Regions from separate parts of the Homo sapiens genome. Here region 2 is linked to region 1. Evidence: chromatin loops called from intact Hi-C (ENCODE). Cell type or tissue: mammary epithelial cell. All regions are shown on one strand. Links, peaks and the distances in the headings refer to the core of each region. The heading gives the core; the rest is flanking DNA.

What was found. Peaks named below come from ENCODE experiments on the same cell type or tissue, not always from the same donor. Only the 100,000 strongest peaks of a DNase experiment are listed, where the experiment ranks them.
Region 2: a loop joins it to region 1, with 7 times the contacts of the local background. A loop is called at or near these places in 6 of 110 quality-filtered maps.

The regions. Positions count from the first base shown.
Region 1 is chr1:181,931,780-181,943,099 of GRCh38, reverse strand. No RefSeq gene overlaps it. Among named protein-coding and RNA genes, the nearest start is that of ZNF648, 120 kb to the left of the region's middle. In mammary epithelial cell, for the core only: a CTCF peak has its summit at 5,947 (motif pointing right); a DNase peak (open chromatin) is centred at 5,909.
Region 2 is chr1:182,049,097-182,060,416 of GRCh38, reverse strand. It overlaps ZNF648 (zinc finger protein 648), which reads left to right. Exons shown (of 2, transcript NM_001009992.1): 2 at 2,344-5,847. The coding sequence starts at 2,407. The coding sequence ends at 4,113. Among named protein-coding and RNA genes, the nearest start is that of ZNF648, 7.0 kb to the left of the region's middle. RefSeq lists an enhancer at 3,674-4,204. In mammary epithelial cell, for the core only: a CTCF peak has its summit at 5,509 (motif pointing right); no DNase peak of the experiment used is centred there.

The DNA.
Region 1 (11,320 bases), core at 1,138-9,137:
TAACACCCCGTTGACAATATTAGACAGATCATCAAGACTGAAAATTAACAGATATTCAGGACCTGAACTTAACACTGGATCAAATGGACCTCATAGGTATCTACAGAGCTCTCCACCCAAGAAAACAACAATATACATTCATTTCATTACCACTTGGCACTTACTCTAAAATCAATTACATAATCAGAAGTAAGACACTCTCAGCAAATGCAAAAGAATTGAAATTGTAAGACAGTCTTATATTTCCAAATTAAATGCATGCTACAATTGATATTGAAGGCCACCTACATTTGTCTGGTAGAATAGTAAATTATAATGTGATTGTCATTACTTTTACATGTATGAACCTCATTGAAGACTATAGTTTTACACTGAGTTGTCTTTTTAGTTAAGTTACTTGTCTTGGTATAACACTAACCATTGAACTTTAACTTATTTTGAAATGCCTCTTCATTGCATAAAACGTCCCAAAAAAATGTCTGTATGATGACAACATTAAAATAAAAAGGTTTCCTGCAAATAGAAGATTGCATGTTATATGCTAAGCAATGTGATAAAAGATGGTAGGTACCATCAGATTTCTTGTACCAAATAGAATTTTCAAAACTAGAAAAGCTCTGACCAATTCATGTGTCTGGAAGAAGTGCTGTCACTCAGGCTCTGTCCAATAATATGATTAAGGAAATAATAAAAATTTCCAAATGGGAAATGTAGACAAAATCCTGGCATTACATGGTCTACTTTGAAATTATAGTATTAATTCTAATGTTGCTAAAAAGATCAATGTTATAAACATAAGTTATAAAAGTATATTATTCTTATGTATGATTGCTAATGACTAAAATGTTTCATAATTTTTTTTAAACTTCAGATGAAAAGACAACTTAAAGCTTTTATTTTAATATTAGAATATACTTATACAGACAAATGTGTTTTATTGTCTACTAGTAAACACAAAACCACTTTTATGTCCTTTAGTGTGATGTCCCTTTCTTCCCAATAAGCTGTTAATAAATTAATGGTAATGTCACAATCTCAACTTCATCTTATAAATGGAAAACTATATCATAGGAATAAAAAAATCTGAAATTATTAATATTAAAGTATTGTGTTCATTGCTGGTAGTATTTGTATATTATTTTTCTTTGCCTGATAAAACAGGTTGATTTTAGATTCTAGAAACAGGAAATTCTGGAAAACAATGGAATACAACCTAGAAAATTTTGTAACCTAAGAATTTTGTACAAAGCTAAGCTTTCTTTCCTTATGTGTCAGCAATTTGAAGATATTCTAAGATGTTTAGGTACTCAGAAAATGTCCTACTCATGTATATTACTTTTTATAAGCTACATGAATATTTTTTCCCAATGAATAATGGAGCAAAACTGAAAGCTCGAGGTTAGGGAGATCAGGATATAAAAAGAAAAGCAGCAATGACTACTTAAACCAGTTAAAATAGAGATGTCTAAATATTTGCTGTTTATATGAACATAAAATTTAATGAAAATTTCAGGCCGGGCACAGTGGCCTGTAATCTGAGCACTTTGGGAGGAAGGTGGGTGGATCATTTGAGGTCAGGAGTTTGAGGCCAGCCTGGCCAACATGGTGAAACCCTGTCTCTACTAAAAAATACAAAAATTAGCTGGTCCTGGTGGCACGGGACTAAAATCCCAGCTACTTGGGAAGCTTGAGGCAGGAGAATTGCTTGAACCTGAGCGGCTGAGTTGCAGTGAGCTGAGATCGTGCCACTGCACTCCAGCCTGGGCAACAGAGCAAGACCCTGTCTCATAGAAAAATTAGTGAAAACTTCAAATAATTCTTATCAAAAGATAATATAAAGCATATAAAATAATTGCATAATAAAAACATGGATAGAAAAACTTGAAATGTAATAAAAAACGTAGAAGTTGGTGATCGAGGGGTAGGGTGGAAAAAATGGCATCAAATATGGTAGTTTTAAAAATATTGTTGAACTTCTTAATCTAATTTTAAAGAAATATAAGTTAACACAATGCTTTTGAAAAGCTTATGGGAAGCCAATGGCATAATTAGGAACTACTTATACCCTTTGAAAACTATAAATAATAAATGCAGAGAAAATATAATTTATCAACAGAAAAGAAAATTTTAAAGTATGGAATGCTACAAAAGAACTAAAACCAAATATGAAATTTATCAAAATAAATGCAAATTATTAATAGATGAAGTTTTTCATTAAAATATAAAGACATTCAGATTGAGTTTTTGAAAAACCCACAACCTATATCCTTTATTCCTAGGATATAGTTTTTCATTTATAAGATGACATTGAGGTTGTGATATTACCATTAATTTATTAACAGCTTATTGGGAAAAAAGGGACATCACACTATAAGACAGAAAATTTGTTTTCATTTATTTGTTTTTACTAGTAGACAATAAAACACATTTGTATAAGTATAATATTAAAATAAAAACTTTAAATTGTCTATATCTTATTTATCTGATACTTATTTAAAGCAAAGTGGCAATAAAATTATGAACATGCCAAAAGCATTTTATGCAAATGCAACTAATAAGGAAACAGTGAACAATATCAATATCAGATAAAAAAAATTTTATACATTTTTACACAGAGAACCACTATATTAACAAGGATGTAGTTCTCAATGAAGCCGAAACTGTCATAAACCTTTATGTACCAAATAACATTGCCTCAATTTGTTTAAGGGTAAAATGATAGAAATACAAGAAGAAGCAGAAATATAGTAATATTTCGACATTTTGCATTTTTAACAGGCAAATAATAAGGATATAATTGAATAATATGTATATTGCAATGTATACCCTACATATCAGAGATCTTTATAGAAAACCATCACATTTTACTGAAGAACAAAGATTTTGTCTTCTGCAATTAAGAGAATATTTAATTGATCACATATTAAGCTACAAAGAAAAAATCACAATAAATTCTAAGATTTGGCCACAATCTCTGACCAAAATGCAGTGGACTCAGCATCATAAGTCATTAAGAAAATGCTAATCATAACCACAATGAGCTACTCCTTCATACCCACTAGGATGACTAAAATAAGAAAAATATCAATTATTGGGCAGAATGTGGAGAAATGGTTGGACTATAGAATGATACAGCCACTTTGGAACACAGTTTGACAGTTCCTCAAAATGTTAAACATAGAGTTTTAATATACCATATAATACAGCAATTCAACTGGTAAAGGTATACAGCAAAGAGGAATAGTTTTTGTGTGTTTTTATTCATGCAAAAATTTGTGCACAATAGTTAATAGTAGCATTATTCATAATAACCCAAAAAGGAAACAATCCAAATGCCCATCAGCTAATGAACAGAGATAAATGCAGTAAATTCATGCAATGCAGTACTATTCCAGCCATAAAAAAGAATGAAGTATTTATTCTTGCTACAACATAGAAAAGACTTGAGAACATTTTGCTAAGTAAAAGAAGCCAGACAGTAAAGGCAACATATTATATAATTCCATATATATGAAATGTCCCTAACAGGAAAATCTATAGAGATAGAAAATACATGAGAGGTTTCTAAGATGGGAGTGGGGTGGGGGTCTAAGGAGATTAGGGAGTGATGGCTAATGGATATAGGTTTTCTTTTTGGAGTGATAAAAATGTCCTAAAATTAGATGGTAGTGATTATTACATAACTGACATACAAAAAACAATTATACACTTTAAAAAGGTAAATTTTAGGGTATGTGAATTATATCAATACAGCAGTTATAAAAATGTAATGCAACTAGAAATCGAGTATTTTTTAAAAGAATCATAAGAAACTTTTAAAAGCTTTTAATTTTTGGACAATAGAAAAAACTAAAACTTCAATAATTAGAATTTTAAAAAAATAGAACATTATATATAAAAACAAAGAATATAGCTAAATCTGTACCTTAAAGGGAAAATTCATGGTGTTAAGTAATTATAAAACAAGAAGTAATGAAATATATTTATCCAGGAAAACAAAAATCAAGAGACTATAAAACAGAAAAATGAAAGGCAGTAGGCCTGATAAATAAGTCCAACAACATGATCTTTGAAAGATCACTAAAATAGACAAACATCTGGAAAAGCAATAAGTCCTTTTCAATTTACTCTCCTTTGGTTACCCCAGGCTGTAGATCACATTTTTCACACTAGCTAGGGAAGAATCAAACTACCTTCAGTTCTTTTATGGACAAGGCATCGTATAAAACACAACTTAAAAGATTGTTCCTTTAACTATAAAGTAATTAAAATGGACATTTATCTGATTTTTCTATATTTTGACAGTAGAGAAACACCAGACAGATCCTCTACCCCTTTCCTCTCATAAAGCAAAGATTAGGTGACTCGTATCTGTCACAGAGTAGTCGGTGTCAGAGAGGGGATGAGTGTCAAGCCTTCTAGCCCCTTGGCTGTCATGCTCGCTTTTAAGTGGCTCCTAACCTTTATGGGGTTGGACAGTGTCATACAGAGCTTTGAAAACTAGAGGAAAGCTAAGCCTTCTCCCTAGAAAAAATATATCCACATCCCCTTGTTTACTATGCCAGTGAGGTTCTGTGCCACCCATGTGTCCCATTCGATACAGAAATGATGAGAGTACATAGTTGGACAGTCCAACTAAGCCTCTGAAACTTAAGTTTTTAAGTTTTCGGTTATTAAGTTTTTTAGTCTCAATACCCTTTTACACTCTTAAAATGAATATCCAGGACTCTAAAGAGCTTTAGTCTATGTGGGGGGGGGGGGGGTAACGTCTCTCAATACTTAACCATATTCAAAATTAGAAATTTTAAAAATGTTCATTAAAAATAACAATTCTTGGCCGGGCGCGGTGGATCACGCCTGTAATCCCAGCACTTTGGGAGGCCTAGGCGGGCGGATCACGAGGTCAGGAGGGCGAGACCATCCTGGCTAACACGGTGAAACCTCGTCTCTACTAAAAGTACAAAAAATTAGCTGGGCATGGTGGTGGGTGCATGTAGTCCCAGCTACTCCGGAGGCTGAGGCAGGAGAATGGTGTGAACCCGGGAGGCGGAGCTTGCAGCGAGCCGAGATCGCACCACTGCCCTCCAGCCTTGGCGACAGAGCGAGACTCCGTCTCAAAAAAAACCAAAAAAACAAAACAACAACAACAAAACCAATTATTACATACACATAATAACGTATTTCAATAAAATAACTGTATTTTCCAAAAAAGTAATAAATGACGTTTTTTAAATTTTGCAAATCTTTATAATATCTTGCTTAATAGAAGGCAGCTCCATTCTCATATCTGCCTCTGTTTGAGTCTCATATCTGCCTCTGAGGACAGTGTAGGTCACATAGCCCTGGGAAGACTCCAGTGTACCCTTATAAGGGAATAAGAAGCCAAAGGCGGAATATGTCTTAGTATTACTATAAAAATAATTCTGACTTTGCAAAATCCCTAAAAGGTTCTTGGGACTCCCTGGACCACACTTTGCGAACTGCTGCTCAAACTCTATAAAGCATTAAGCCTTCAAAAGGTTCGTAGACATTAAACAAAAAGAAAGAAAAAGGCTGCATACTCAAATGACATTGAGAAAACAGGTTTCCTTTTTTTAACTTTTAAGTTCAGAGGTACGTGTGCAGGTTTGTTATATGGGCAAGTTGCATATCACGGCGGCAGGGGGTGCTGGTTTACAGGTTATTTTGTCACCCAGGTAATAAGCATAGTACCCGATAGTTTTTGATCCTTTGCCTCCTCCCACCTTCCACCCTCAAGGACACAAGATCATGTCCTTTGTAGCAACACAGAAGGAGCTGGAGGCCGTTATCCTAAGCAAACCAACACAGGAACAGAAAACAGGTTTTTATACCACAGGACTTGTGAGGCTTCCTGTTCAGGAGCACTAGGAAAACTACAGGTGCAGAAAGATGGAGGAGCTACTGCATTACACAAGATTGCCATTGGATGGCACTGCGGTTCCAGTCACAGGCAACCGGAGGCTCTGCATCAGGAAATGGCCCCTAGCTTGTGGAGGTCCACATGCCCCAGAGAGCTGAACTTACACAGGACACTGTTTTTGCTTTTTTTTTTTTTTTTTTTTTAATAGTGATTAAAGGTTTTCAGAGAGGGCAACATAAGCACGTTTCTTCTCAGTCCAGTGGGTGTTTTCCCCTTCACCCCCAGTTGTGGGCTTTCAGGTTGTCAAAATCAACAGTGAGGTTTGAAAGTACCTTCCAAGTTCATGACTCAGATTAGGAATCTGAGAAAGTCAAATGTGGAGATGACAGAGGCCCTGACCACAAAACATTAGTTATATGTAAAGGTCATGAAGAAACCAAGATGTTCTCAGCTAATATTCCCAGATCTGGCTAATACTGAGTTAATTTTACAAGAGTAAAAAATTAACTGGACTCCCCGAGAATATCTGCATTGAAGAGGGCAGTGCACATGAGGAAAAAGCTGTCCTGAGAGACCAAGGGCTCAGAGAGATGAGGGCTCCCTTCAGGTGCTAATAGGCTCTGCAAGAAGCCACTCAAATGATGGGAGAGCCTGATGGTGGTGGAGGAGTGACACACACTCTGGTCCATGGTGAGGCACTCAGCCTGATGGCAGTGTGGGGGTGACACATGTCCTGGTTCATGGAAAGACACAGAGAGAACCTGATGGTGGTGCGGAGGTGACACCCTGGTCCATGTTGAGGCGCTCACACAGAGAGCCTGTTGGCAGTATGTGAGTGATACATGTTCTGGTGCATGCTGAGATGCTCACACAGGCAGCCTGAGGGTGGTGTGGAGGTGACACATGTTCTGGTCCATGGTGACATCCTCACAAAGAGTAAGCCACTGGTGAACCATGAGCCGTCACTATTTTTCTGGGTTCTGCTGCTCTGTGCCAGCTGTCTAGCCGTGAAATTGGCTCTGGCTAGAACATCAACATTCAGAGGGTGGAGAAGGCCTCAGAACAAAGGTCTGGAGAAGGTTAGTGGCTGGGATATTTTTCAGGGCTTCAGTGTAGCATCTGAAGAGTGTTGGGGGAGAGTGTAGGCTTGAGAGGCCAGCTCCTGCCAGGTCTCAAGGAAATCTAGGCAGGCTGTGGAAGTTGGTCTTTGTCTTAGGGGTGGTAGAGAGCTACTGAAGGGTTGTAAGTCAGTGCTCTTGGATTTGCTATGTTCCAAAATGTTAATTGCTGTGATATGGAGATACAATTCATAAGGTGGTCAGTGACTATTAAGAGAGACAGGTATATACGTATAACTGTTTATACTTTCCTTGTGCTAGTTATTAACATCAACTTATTTAATCCTCTTTTCCTCCCAGTGAGGTAGGAAGTATTATCACCTCTTCTCTCTAGATGGGGAGACTGAGGCACAGAGCATTTAAGGGACTTTCCCACCATCTCACAGTCAATAAATGGTAGAGCCAGGATTTGAACCCAGTGAGTCTGGTTCCAGCAGCTATTTAACTACCCCATTATACTTCCTCACTAATTAAAGGGGGAAATGGCCTTGGAGTGCTATAGCTAGTTTGGAGACATCACTTGGGTACAGTGGGAACCCAAAGGAAAAAATGTCAAATCCTATTGGTATTGGGGTAGAGAAAGAGAGGGTGCAGTAAGACAAAAATTCATAGCTTGTGCTGAATCTGCCAGTGGAGTTTGTGTTGATTAAGTATATTGTGGGGTGGAGGAGAAAAGTGGGGGGACACTTAGAAGAAGCAAGGCTCGTCTCAGTACTGCAGGTAGTTACCTTTGTCCAGAGTCTAAGGAACTTGTAGCCACAGGTAAAGCTGGCCTGGTGATGACAGGGCGACATACCCCATGCAAAGGAATTCATATTTGTTACTAGTAAGCTTAGGTTGTTAGAGTCAATCCATTATTTCATACACGTCGAGATCATTTAGAAGGCTGCCTTTTCCAAATATTAGCCTTTTTGGGGTTCTGACATGGAAACTTGATAAAAATGTCATCATCCAATTCATGGTTTAAAATACTGATTTGGGACAGAAATCAGTTAGGGCAGAACCCCTGAGCAAAGGACATAAACCACAGCTTATGGCTAATCAATCAGTTACATAGTCACCCCACCATATTGTCGCCTGGTCCACATCTTCGTCTTATTCATAGCAGCAGCAAGAAGACAAGTATTTAACTGAAATAAAGATATCCTGTGTGCTCAGCTTTCTTGTATCTTTCAATCTCATAATCACACTGGATAAGAAAGAGGGATTCTGGTGTAACTTCTTCATGAACCCATGTTGATTTTTTATGATTATTCCTTTTGTCAAAATTGTTCATTTTAAAGTCCATTCTAGAATTTTACCTGAACAATGAGCCATTGTTCTTTCTTCCTTCCAGAAACCAGACCAACATTTTTCCATTTTAATAGCCCAGCCGATCTTCCGTTTTCCATGGTTCGGTTTGAGATTTCTCACAAGGCCCTGGGAAGTGATCCATCTGGGTTGAGGGCATGCAAAGCCCTTCATGATCTGGATTCTGCTGGCCTCTCCCAGGTCTCCTAACTCTTCCACACTCCAACGCCCTAGGGCAACTCTGAGTGTATTCCCCACTGTGTCACATGTTGAGTATTTGTAAATACTTGAAGATGATTTCTTCCTTCTCTCCACCCAGGGAAATCTTTTTAAATTTAAATGTTATATGGGTTCTAAGAAGTCAAGTAGTTATAAGCCTTATTATGAAAAATAGCAGATTCCCGGCCTTCCCCTTCTCCATCCTTCTTTCCCACTTCCCAGAGGCAACCACTTTTGATTGCTCTTTGGGCATTTACCTCCAAATTGTTAAATAACATGTTTCTACTGCCGACCTCTTGATTTTTCATTTTAGGAATTATTAAATTCTCACTATGAAAGATGAAGAATTAGCTCTCTTTAACACCTCCCTCACCCACCTCCACAATTTTTTTTTCCAAACCTCCCAGTAGGCTTATATCATCATTTTAGTTAGATCTGTATTCAGTGTTTACATAATTATGACTGTATTCACAGCATGTCCATGTAGTGTAAAGGATGATTGCATTTTCTTTCTTGTACAACATTTAATATTCCTTGGAGTTAATAATTGTCTTATTTCTTCGTTTGTGCAGTTTTCTGTTCACCTACCACTAATTCCTACCTAGACATTCTTCCATATATGTACATTTCTTCTCAATATATTTAAACACATCAGATATTCCAAGAAGTTCATCTTCTTGGGAGCTTTCTAGATACTCTCTGTGCTTCCTCTCCAGTCTGTGCTACCTGCACTGCATGCCTGCTGAGCAGCTATCTTCCTCAGTTCCCTTCTTCATCATCTTAGAATTCTCTTTCCCCCCTTCCCCTCTCCTATGTTAGATTCCCTGTTTCCTGGATCCCATGTCATCTTGTCTTTATTTACTCCCTGTCTTTGTCAAACCATATCCTGAAGTAGCCTCCTGAGAAAGATGTATGGGTGATAAATGTTTTTGAAAACTTGCAAGCTGGAAGTATATTTATTCTGTTCTGACTTTTGATTGACAGTTTGTCTATGTATAGAATCCTAGATTGGAAATGATTTTTCTTCAGAGTTTTAAAGGCATTGCCCCATTTTCTTTACTCACTACGAATCCACTGACAGCAGCTCCCAATGCTTTTCTCTTGGATTACGCAGTTTTCTCTGGAAAATAGTAAGTGAAGAAATGAAAACTAAGCAAGTCTGATGCCTTTTTGGTTCTTGATCCTTTGTATCTGACTTCCCTGAAAACGTTTCAGGGGCTTCTCTCTGTCCTTCATAGTATGAAATTTTACAATGATGTGCTTTGATGTGAGCCTGTGTTCTGTCATTGTGCTGGTTGCTTGGTGCACCTTATAATCCAGAAGTTAAAGTCCTTCAGTTCTGGGAAATTTTCTTGAAATATTTAATAATTTCTATTTTTGCCATTGTTTCTTTTAGAAATTCTTTAGTATTCCTGGGCTGATTCCCTAATTTCATAATTTCCTGTTTTCTATCTCTTTGTTTTTTTTCTTCTATTCTCTGTTTTCTTCAAATTATCTTCCAAATATTTGTCGAGTTTTTATGCATTTCTAAGAAATTGTTAATTTTTGGTCCTCTGAATGACCTACTTCTTTCTAAATCATCCTGTTTTGTTTCATCAGTAAAACTTTCTCTTCTCTTTAAGGATATTGAAAAAATATAGATAGATAACATAATCTATATTATATATATCATAATACATATAACATATCTTAGATATTATGTATAATATATAATAGATATAATGTTACTATATAGCTTATATATAGTAATAGATGTTATATATAATATATAACTATATATTGTAAAATATAAGATATATATCTTTTATATAATTATATATCTTATTTCTTCTCTATATGATATATATATCTTTTATATATATGAGACCTATACATATATATATGAGACCTATACAATTTTATATATATATGTAAATTGTATATATAAATATGAATATGTATATATAAAATTACACAGGCCTCTTTTCCCTGACTTGTCTTGATTTTCTTCTAAATTCTTTTTTTTCCTGTTTTTGGAGGGAGGGGGAGCTTTGCTTTCAGAGGCTTTTCTCCAACACCTGGAAATTCTGGGCTGTCCACTCTAAAAGCCAAGCCCTAAAGAACTCTATGCTTGTGAATGGGGTCTGTTGACTAGAAACAGCTTCATCAGCTGGGTGATGTGACCATGCTGTTATATGGTGGCACCCTTTATATCTTTTCTCTTGGACTAGGCAGTTTTCTCTCTTTTCCTAGAGAGAATGAGCCTGGTGCTGATGTTCTGATTGCAGAAGGCTCTGACAGTTCTATCTGCAGACTTTCCCTGAATCCCTGCTTTCAGGACAACACTTCAGCCCTCACTGTACCTGATGGCCCCAACCTGGAGTCCCTCTAGTTCATCCTCTCCCAACTTCTGCCATGGTTGAGGAAGGAGAGCTATCTGCATGTGTTGTGGGGAGGGTGGTTGTGGGGAGAAGGCATCATGGGGTCAACTTTGAGATGCTTCTGCTTTTAGCTTCACTTTCACCTTCATGATTAGAGACATCTTGTACCTTTCTGGGGTTCTGCGGTTCAGTCACTTCCACTGCCAGTTAAGATTTCAGTCTTCTCAGCTCTGTAGAGTCGTTATCAAATGCCCATCTGCTTTTCTTCTTCAAAATAAGGTGTTTGGTATTGTTTCTTTTCCTGATCTCCTTGTCTTTAAATATTTATTCCTTAAAGAAAAAAATCCCTGTGTTGTTTTTTGGTAAGGTTTCAGGAGATAGTGGGGATAATGTGCATTCATTCCACTAACTCGAATAGGAAGTACACAGCTATTTTTCAAATTTGTGTGTGG
Region 2 (11,320 bases), core at 1,487-9,486, 120 kb before region 1:
TGATCAGGCAGAAACCAGGGAAGAACAGTTTAATGAGATGGGGATAGGGTTAACTGTACCAGCCAAATACAAAGATCACTCCTTTTATCCAGTCTGAGATGGCAGTGAAAGGTGGGCAGAGGTAGAGAGAAGGAGCTTTCAGAAGGTAAATACTCAGTGACTAATACTCTTGAGCACCACAGGCAGTGGCCTCTGCAACATGGGTCCTGGCTCTGATGGGCAGCCACTGGCCTCTCTCTTTGGCGGAGGGCAATCTGGGTCAATGAAAGCAGGGAGGAGCCCAGCAGTGAGGCCCTGTAGCCAAGGTTCCTTGGCCCAGAAAACACAAGGGGCTTTGATGCCTGCAGAAAGCCACGGCTTTTCACCCCAGGATGCTGCAGCTGCTCTTGGGCAGAGCCCAGCCCCAGAGCAGGCTTCAGTCTGAAGGCCACAGCTGGGAGGCAGGACCATTTGGGGCTTAATGGCCTTAAAATTAGAGAGAAACCCCACTGCTGCTGTCTATGAGCTGTGTGGCCTTGGGCAGGTAAGTAACCTCAATAAAGCTCAGTTTCCTGGTCTGTAAAATTGAAAGAATAATATAGTAATAATAGCATCTATCTTTTTTTTTTTTTTTGAGATGTAGTCTCGCTCTGTCACCCAGGCTGGAGTGCAGTGGCGCGATCTCAGCTCACTGCAAGCTCCGCCACCATGCCCAGCTAATTTTTTTGTATTTTTAGTAGAGACGGGGTTTCACCGTGTTAGCCAGAATGGTCTCAATCTCTTGACCTCATCATCCGTCTGCCTCGGCCTCCCAATAGCATCTATCTTAAAGTTTGCTGAGAGGAATAAATGAAATTATGTTTGTGAAGCACTCAGCATAGTGGCTGGCTCATAACGTGTGCCCAGAAAAATGAGAGTTTTAATACCCCCTCTGGGATTCTCAGAAGTTTCTCTCCAGACTAAAGCAGATTTAGCCCTCTGGTCAACAGTTGTCCCCCTGGAGAGGCCCTCAGTACCCTGCCTCTCTAGTAACTCCTTTAAAATCTGTCACTCATCCAATCCTTGTTAACCAATCCTCCAGCAGGCTTTCTCCATGTCTTCAAGCTAAAATAAAATAAGTTTGAAAATAAAACCCAAATGGCTCTCATGTCTCATGCATTATGTTTGAAATCCTACATCTGGCTTCTTGAGTCAGGAGATGTGTACCCCAGTGGACATCTGTGGTATGCCAGGGGATCAATATGGCACACTTGGGGGAAGATTAAACATTTAAACCCAGGTAACTTTAATACTATTTTCTATAAAACAAATGCGACTGGCAGGGCACAGTGGCTCATGCCTGTAATCCCAGCACTTCGGGAGGCCGAGGCAGGTGGATCACAAGGTCAGGAGTTCAAGACCAGCCTGGCCAAGATGGTGAAACCCTGTATCTACTAAAAATACAAAAATTAGCCGGGCATGGTGGTGGGCACCTGTAATCCCAGCTACTCAAGAGGCTGAGGCAGAGAATCACTTGAACCGGGAGGCAGAGGTTGCAGTGAGCCAAGATCGCGCCACTGCACTCCAGCCTGGGTGACAGAGCGAGACTCCGACTCAATTAAAAACAAAAACAAAAATGAGACATAAAATGTAAACTCTCCTGAATGTTTATGATGAAGCAAAATTTCAAAGACAGGTCAAGCTCTCAGTGGGCATCCTCTGCCCCCGGGTGCTTATGGGTAGCCTTCCTGGCAGTTAGGAGTTCCTCAGAAGTTACAAGGGCCTGAGAAGCCCCGCTTAATCAGTGAGGGGCAACTGGTGCCTTCCTGACTCACCCTCATTCTCCCAAGGGCTGCTCCTTATCTTTGGAAGAGGTGGCCTACACAGCCCAGGGCCTGAGAGGTAACCCTAGCTGACACCATCATGGGATGGCAGACTTCCATTCCTGGCAGGGACAGCAAAAGCCAGCCTGGTTTCCAGCTTCCTGAGTGGGGGACACTGTAAGAGTGTCTTAGGAGGACCACAGCTTGGTTCCTACCCTCTCATCGAGTTGTCCCCCATGCTGACAAAGGACACATTTGGTTAGTGGTTGGGGATGAGCACCCTAGACAGGACAAGGCACAGCTGGCACCCAGCAAATGCCCCACCCTGGCTATTCCTGACAGCATGGTCTCCTGGGGCTTATAGCAAGTGGGATCTCCAGAGGGAATAGGATGACTGGAATTTTCAGCAGAGCCAGGCCTCTGTCCTCAGTGAGGCTCAACAATATGCCTGACATGGAGACCAGTTGGAAACAGAGCTATAGTGGGAACCTCAGTCCCTCTGCTCATGAAAGTGATTAAGTACATTCTTTGTGATTTTCTCTTCGTACTTTTCTTTTTGCAGGTATCCTGAGCCAAGCAGGATACTCCTCCTCAGAGGAGTAGGCAATAGAAGCGCCTGAACATCATGGCACAAGTGGACTCCCAGGACAGGTGGGGAGAGGCGTCTCCTCTCAGCAGCTTGACTGAGGAAGCTCATGACACCCAGATGCTGAGCATGAACTTAGAGAGTGACGATGAAGATGGTGGGGAGGCCGAAAAAGAGGGCACCGCTGACCCGGTGGCCTGTCCAAGGGGCAGCTCCCCAGTAACACACGAAAATCCTGACTTGCCATGGCCCCATCCACTGGGCAAAGAGGAAGAGAAATTCTCTGACTCCTCCAGTGCTGGGGGCATGGGGCAGAAACCAGTGGAAATGTCTGGGAAAGCCAGTTGGAGCAGAGATGTGACAAAGATCAACGAGACCCAGGGTTCCCCGGGAGCAAGCAGAGCTCTGGGTTCCCTTCCCAGTGGTCTCGCACACAAATTGTTAGGTCAGATGCAACCTCTTGGGGACCGACTACCTGCGGGTGATGATGGATACTCGGGGGCAAACCAGGACGCAGTCTTGGATGTCCCACCCAGCTTCCCCAGCAATGGAAAGTATCTCTGTGCGCACAAAAGTGTAGACACGTCCGCAGGGAACTCTTCTCTGTTGTGTTTCCCCAGGCCGGGGAGCAACTGGGACCTTCCCACGCAAGAGACACATACACCAGCCCAGGCGTCGGCCACCCCAGCCAGCCTGGCTGCCGCGGTCCTGGCAAAAGCGCGGAACAGCAGGAAAGTACAGAACCAGGCGGGCCGGCGCGAGGGCGGAGAGGCTGAGGCGCGTCCCTACAGGTGCCTGCGGGGCGGGCGGGCCTTTCAGAAGCCCAGCAAGCCGCTGAGCCCCGCGGAGACGCGCGGCGGCGCCGCCAAGCGCTACGCGTGCGAGCTATGCGGGAAGGCCTACTCCCACCGCGGCACACTCCAGCAGCACAGGCGCCTGCACACGGGCGAGCGGCCCTACCAGTGCTCCTTCTGCGACAAGGCCTACACCTGGTCCTCCGACCACCGGAAGCACATCCGCACCCACACAGGCGAGAAACCCTACCCGTGTCCAGACTGCGGGAAGGCCTTCGTGCGCTCTTCGGACCTGCGCAAACACCAGCGCAACATGCACAGCAACAATAAGCCCTTCCCGTGCTCCGAGTGCGGCCTGACCTTCAACAAGCCGCTGTCGCTGCTGCGCCACCAGCGCACGCACCTGGGCGCCAAGCCCTTCCGCTGCCCCGCCTGCGACCGGGAGTTCGCTGTGGCCAGCCGCATGGTGGAGCACCAGCGCGTGCACTCGGGCGAGCGGCCCTTCCCCTGCCCCACCTGCGGCAAGTGCTTCACCAAGTCCTCCAATCTGTCCGAGCACCAGACGCTGCACACCGGCCAGAGGCCTTTCAAGTGCGCTGACTGCGGCGTGGCCTTCGCGCAGCCCTCGCGCCTCGTGCGCCACCAGCGCATCCACACTGGCGAGAGGCCCTTTCCTTGCACGCAGTGTGGCCAGGCCTTTGCCCGCTCTTCGACCCTGAAGCGGCACCAACAGATCCACTCCGGGGAGAAGGGATTCCTCTGTGCCGAGTGCGGCAGGGCCTTCCGCATTGCCTCTGAGTTGGCCCAGCACATACGAATGCACAACGGAGAGAGGCCCTACCAGTGTGAGGACTGCGGCCAGGCCTTCACCAGGTCCAATCACCTCCAACGACACCGAGCCAAGCACGGCACCTGCAAGAAGGAGCCCATCCCTTCCTCCTCTGACGAGTGAAGATAGCATCGTCGACCTCACTACTTGGAACCTTCCCAGGTGGGCCCACTCACATGGTATTGCCAGCCTCACTGGTCAGCCTCGCCTCCCAGCAGGTCGCGGGTCATCAGTGGTCCATTTGATTATTTATTTGATCCCTTGAACAGAAAGTCACCACCGAGAGAGCACCCAGGTGGGTGGTTTCACATCAGTGGTTCTGAGTGTCCGAGGTCATAAGCAATTGGAAAAGGGAAAGACAAAGTAGTGGGAGCTGATCAAACGTTGAGTTCCTTGGGTTGGGGAACCTGAATCAATCAGAAACTGCTTCTAGAATTACATGCTGGGCACTGGGCCGGGCTCCAGGGATAAGGTGGGGAAAAAGACTAACCTGTCCTACCCTCAAAGCCATATGCAAATACTGAAAAGAAGGCCTGAGGGGCTGGTCCTCTTTAGAGAAAGATGCTTTTTGGTTTTTATATAAATAAAGGAATCCCCAGAAGTGGTCCCTATGATGAACTCCCCCAAAGCAACGCCGTTTTTGGAGGAACTCAAACCCAGTCCAACATCCCATCATTTCACTTGACTGCAGAAATGGCTTTACCCTTAGGATATATCTTTATGAGTCTTGGCTTTGAAGTGGAGAAGGGCTTTATCTTAGAGAAGGTGGTTTATGTCATATTCCAGTTATTCTAGAAGTTCAGGACAGCCTTAGCATCTGAAAAAGAAGCCCATTCCTCTTTATAGTGGAATTTAGTAAGTAGATCTAACCCGAGTCTCACCCACAGAATTCATATAAATTCATATATGCCTTCTCTCTGGCTGCCTCTTTTCCTGTTTGCACTCTGAGGGCTTAAGTCATATGTGATATTTACAAAGCAATTGGCCCATTTACAGAGAGACATATATAATTTCTCCACAAAGCCTTGACCATGGTTCATGAAACCGTTTGGGTTCATTTAAATTTGTCTGAATCATTAGTCTTGACTTGAAGTGAACAAAACACCCTTTGCCCAAGTGCCATTGGCTTGTCTGCATTTCAAAATCATTAAAACCAGGTATGGAAGCCTACGTGCTCACAGTTATCTAATGAGGTTATTTCAAAGTTTGCATTACTAACAGCCATTCTGCAAAGTGTATTGATGTGTATAGTGATCTGTATAAAGTCAGTAGTTCTTAGCTGAACCTCAACTGTGAGGAATCTATGACTCCACAGATGTCCTTGGTGCACATAGGCAAACGGCACTTCTCATCTTACTGAAGTTAAATAAGATATTCCATAAGAAGGTATAGTGCCCTTTTTGGGGGAGTACCTTTAGTATATTCCTAAAATTGCCACCAAAGAATGCCAAATCTGAATTTCTCTTGGTTTCCACCTGATTTGGAACTAGGGTGTGACCTCTAAATAGCATTCTCATGACACATGGGGGCGCCAAAGAGAAGTAAGAGAGATAGCTAGATAGCTAGATAGCTAGATAGTCTTGTGTCTTGTTTGACCAAGGTAACCGTAATAAAAGAGTCCATCCCCATCCTTTACTGTTGATGTGACCTTGGGCTTCAGTTTCTGCATCTGCATTGGCAAAATAGAAGTGATAGTAGTAGGTAAAAGTTAGAGTGATCCTACTATATGACGGAAACTTTGGCTGGATGCAAGAGCTTTAAATTGGTAGAAAAGTCACAAGATGAGCTTGTGACTATGAAGAGAGCAAAAGCTAACTTTTTTTTCCTAGATAATCAATAAAATATTTGAAGACTGAAGGATTACTCCTTTTCATTGTATCCTTTCTTGAAGATGGTCATTAGTATAGTTTTTACAAATTAAAAAAATTGGTTTTGTTTTATAATTTTTATGGAGTTGTTCGCCAAAACCTGGTTGCATAGGAGTCACCTGCGCTGTTTGTTAACCATATAACTTGCTGAACCCTAACCTTGAATACTGATAAAGGTCTGCAGTGTGGTATCTAGGTATGGCTTCCACATGGGCATAGCTTTGGAGAAGGAGTGAGCGTACTTGTTAATAGGCAGAAACGCTGGATTTGCTTGTGCTGGGTATCTTTGGTGCTGTATACTATGTTTCTGGAATATAAGGGGTAGAATGTACTGAACAGGTCCAAGAGAAGTTCATTAGTCCTTCAGGCCTTTCACAAAACAACTCAGATTTTAAGGAAAATTGTCCCAACCAGTCTTTTCTCACATCAACTGCAAGGGTCATTCTGAGTAGGTATTAGAGAAGAAAGGAATCCCATTGGAACCAGTAGTCACAGATCACTGGACCAGACAGTGGTACACAAGTAGAAGGCAACAGTACATGGAGTGGACAAAAGAGAAGCCAACCAGCTGTGAGGTGGCTTGGGACAAATTCTGCCCAGTAGAGTCTGTCCATTCAGAGTAGGGGTAGTTGAGTCACATCTTTGGAAAAGAATCAATGCTTGAAGACAGGTTATTCTGTCTTGCATTTGTGCCCCAAATTATGCCGAGCTACTTTCTGGTTTTCTGTTAACCTACTGTACATCACAGCAGACAATCTTATTTCTCTATTATGTAATTAAAAATCAGGGTAAAGCCAGGTGTGGTGGCTCATTCCTGTAATCCCAGCACTTTGGGAGGCCAAGGTGGGAGGATTGCTTGATCCCAGGAGTTTGAGACTAGCCTGGGCAACATAGTGACACCCCCATCCCTTTAAAAAAAAATTTAAAAATGAGCCAGGTTGGCCAGGTGCGGTGGCTCATGCCTATAATCCCAGCACTTTGGGAGGCTGAGGTGGGTGAATCACCTGAGGTCAGGAATTCGAGACCAGACTGGCCAACATGGTAAAACCCCATCTCTATTAAAATTACAAAAATTAGCTGAGCATGGTGGCAGGCGCCTGTAATCTCAGCTACTTGGGAGGCTGAGGCAGGAGAATCGCTTGAACCCAGGAGGCGGAGGTTGCAGTGAGCCAAGATCACACCATTGCACTCCAGCCAGGGTGACAAGAGTGAAACTCCATCTCAAAAAACAACAACAAAAAAAATGAGCTAGGCGTGGTGGCACACACACATAGTCCCAGCTACTGGGGAAGCTGAGGCAAGATGATTACTTGAGCCTAAGAGGTGGCGGCCGCAGTGAGCTGTGATCATGCCACTGCAATTCAGCCTAAGTGAGATGCTGTCTCAAAATAAATAAATAAAATAAAATAAGGGCAGGGCCTTCTTCGTGACAAAAAGAATTTAAAGCTTCTCTCTGGGTTAATGCTGTTTCCACAGTACAGGGTGCCAAAATTAATTTGAATATACTCAGTAAAAATGTTCATTTATATGTTTCCACTTAATAAAAATTCCCCTGATGGGTTCACCAGTCTATGGTGCTCATGACTTGTATTCTTTAGACCATAATGATAATAGCCAACACTTACATTGTGTTCAGTTTGTGCCAGGAACTGTTCTAAATGTTTTATATATGTTAACTGTTTTTTAAAGCAAACTTATGGTGATTCTTATCCCCATTTTTTTAAGATTAGGAAATCAAGGGAGAAAGATACCACAGCTAGAAAGTGGCTGGCATAGTAATGATGTGACATTTAGACATGCTTGCTCCAGAGACTGTTCACAGGGCCAACTGCCTCTGTTTGGAATGGAGTTGTTGATGTGCATTTTTAAAGTGGATGACAATAAATTTAGTTTAAACGATGATAAAAATTGAAACACAGCACAGCAGAAATCATGGCATGACTCAGGAACAAAGACCTGTGAATGACTTAATGGATCTGGGAGAGTCTGGGTTGGCAGCTCTTAATCATTGATGCCTCGGAAACTGTCAATAACCTAGCCAGGGGGAATAAATTGGAGTTAAAGGAGTAATACTTCCTTGAAGGCCCACTGTTGTTTCCTATCACTGGCTAAAGAAACATTCTGTGCCTGTGCCTTACACAGAAAAATATACCAGCAGTTAATCTTGGCAGTCAACATTTACACACTCTATACTCTAAATGCATGCACATTGAAAAGCTATATTAACCTGATATGAACACAATAGATCACCCAGGAATTCCAACTAGAGCTTAAAAAATCTTGCTTGGAAGAAAATTTTGTGTAAAGCATTAGTTTAATTGCCAGAACACTCAAGCAGATGTCATTGCTAGACTCAGAACTAGAATACGAACTACAAACTCCATGACCCATGAACATATTGCCAAAGATGGAGTGACTCAATGTTTCATCAAACCAGAAGAGGGCAGCTGTTTAAGTTGACAGGAAAGCTCATTTTTAACATCAATTTCCCTCTTTCCATTCTGCATTAAACCATGCCAGTACAATTTTTCCACTGTCTAGATAATGTTTTTATCTTTCTCTCTCTCCTCCTCATTTTTCTCCTTAACCACCCCCACCCTACAACTTTCAGTCAAATTGGTTCAGAGTTTCACTGTTTAGGAGTGTCAGGAACTCAGCAGATTGGTTCAGCAAATGAATAGAACTGCTATAAAATATAAGTTATCACTAAGATTTAAAGAAAAACACCTCTTGCTAAAAACAAATAATACATGGAGGAGGCCAAAAACAGGGATAGAGGGAATCTCTTGTGGTAGTTCAGATGAAGTCAAGGACAAGTGGGGACAGAGGTAAGATGAGAAGATGCCAGAGATTTCAGGGGTGGAGTTAATAAGGCTTGGTGAAAGGATAAAAATAGCTACCATTTAGTGAACACTTTTTAGGGATTGGGCACTACATTCATTATCTCAATTAATTCCTACAATAATCTGTTATGAAAGGTCCTTGAAAAATATTCCCACATGGGGTCTGCAACAATTTTCCTTTCCAGGAACGCAATCAAGATTAATAGGTCATGCTATTGTCTGTTATTGTTAAGCAAAGGTCAATAAGGTCTACGTGTCCTCTCTAAGAATAGGCTGCCTGTCTGCAACAAGGAGAATATGTAGCAAATTTCTTGCCTTTTGGTTTAGAAGTTATGCCTGCTTACATTTTTATTTTTCATCATCACTGTGGTGGCTTTAAAAATGTGTTCACAAATTCTTTGACATACCTCCCTTCGAGAGTGGAGCCTAGTTTCCTTCCCTTTTAGTGTGGGCTGGACTTAGTGACTCGGTTCTAATGGATAGAATAAAGCAGAAGTGATGGTGTGTGACTTTGGAGGCTAGGCATAAAAAGTACTGTGGCTTCCATAGGATACTTTGTTTCTCTTTCTCTCTCTTTTTCCCTCATTCACTTGCTCTGGCAGAAGACAGCCACCATGTCATGAGTAGCCTTGTAGAGAGGCCCTGTGGTGAGGAACTGGGTGTTCCACCAACAGCCACATCAGTGAGCTTGTAAGTGGATCCTCTATCCCCAGTCAAGAGTTCAGTTGACTGGAGACCTGGCTGACTACTTGATTGAAACCTCATGAAAGACCAACAGCCAGAACTGTGCAGCTAAGTGGCTCTCAAATTACTGATCCTTGGAAACTGTGTAAAATAATAAATACTTGTTTTTTTTTAAGATGTTGAATTTTGGTTGGTAATTTGTAATGCCACAGTAGATAACAAACAATAATATAAAGAACAACTTCCTCCTAACGAGTAAGAGACTAGTCACCACAAGCCCTGATTTCTACCTTAAGTAAATTGCCAGAAGGTTTGGAAACATGTCTGCTGCCTCTTGCCACATTCTCTCCAATGGCCACCCACTAAGGCTGGTTGAGGCCCAGTTGTTGCATAGGTACCCTTGTATAATCTGTCCCATTGCCAAGTGAGCCTTAATAGCTCCAGGGCCCAGGAAGAGGGAGCCTTTGAGAAGGGGGCAGAAATACCTGGACACCAGTATCACATCTGATAAGGAATCGTAAGTATGAATCCCTTTTGGTCACTCTCTTTCTTGGTATATTTCAATTCTTAATTCAAAGATAAGTAAATTAATGTATGGTCTTTCCTAGAAAGGGGAGAAATTCCTAGTTCTCCAGAGCCTAAAACACAGTCCTTTGAGGGCAATATTATAATATTATCCCCATTTTTCAGAAAAGGAAACACCATGCAAAGGATTACTGCCAGTAAAATTACAAATGTGAAGGAAAGCATTTATTACAAGTATACTAAAGATGGTGCTTTTGTATTGATATACCAGTCCTGAGAAAAGTAGTAAAGAACTAAGGATAAGGATGAAATTAAAGTGAGTCTGAAAATCACTCCAGAGTTTCCAAAATGCTATAACCAATTAGATCTGCAGCTGTTTCCTAAATCTTTATGATGAAAATGCTTCTGAACCTTTTCTTGAATCACAAGCTACTTGAGAATCCAATAAAAGCTGCGGACCCTATCAAAAACCCCTCATTACTGATGTTTTGTGTTACAATTTCAAGGAGTCACAGGCCTCCTGAAGCCCATCAACTGGCCTAAAATAAAGATTCTCTTTTGAATTCCACTTCCAAATGTGTCTCCAGCACCAAAACCCAGGAACTGAAGTCAGTTATAATAGCAAAAGGGCTAACACAGACTTGCAAAGTAAGCCCTATCAAAGACTATCTTTTGGATAATTTTTAAAAGAGAAAAACAAACAAGGTAACTAAGACAGCTTATACTCCAAAGTGGTAAACAAATTTCTTCAAATACTGAAATGAATGTATTGCTGATACAGGAAATCAGTCATGTTATGTCTTATAAATGTAACGATTACTCTTGGAATATATAAATGGTATATGTAGTTTGAAAAATCATCCAAATAAGTATTGTTACAGCTTTTAAGAAAAATAAATACTTTCTTTTGAAAAGTACAAATAATTAATGACAAAGATAAACCAGACTGCAAATGGACTTGAGGAAAGAGGCTACATTTACATTCAGAACTGCATGCCAACCATCACAGGGATTGCAATTACGGAAAACTTCAATAAAGACTAGTCCTTAAGAAACCAAGTAGAACACCAGATTATGAAAATGGCTTGGCTCCTTGATAAGGCTTATTTATTTGAGAATTAAATAATTTTTACAGTTGAGTTTATCAACTATAAAAATTTATATATATAAATATATTTATATATAGCTTATCAACCATAAACTCAACTGTAATAATTTATTTAATTTTCAGCCATTAATAACAGTATTATCTATACCTGTAAGTACCTATCTTATTCTTGCTAGAAATAACCACAGCATTTCTGAGGGAGAAAAACTGCATTCTTAGATTTATTTCAAGCCATTCATGAGGGGCAGGGCCTGGAGGAGAAGCCTGAACTGAGTAAGTTAGTGACAGAAAACTTGTTTTAT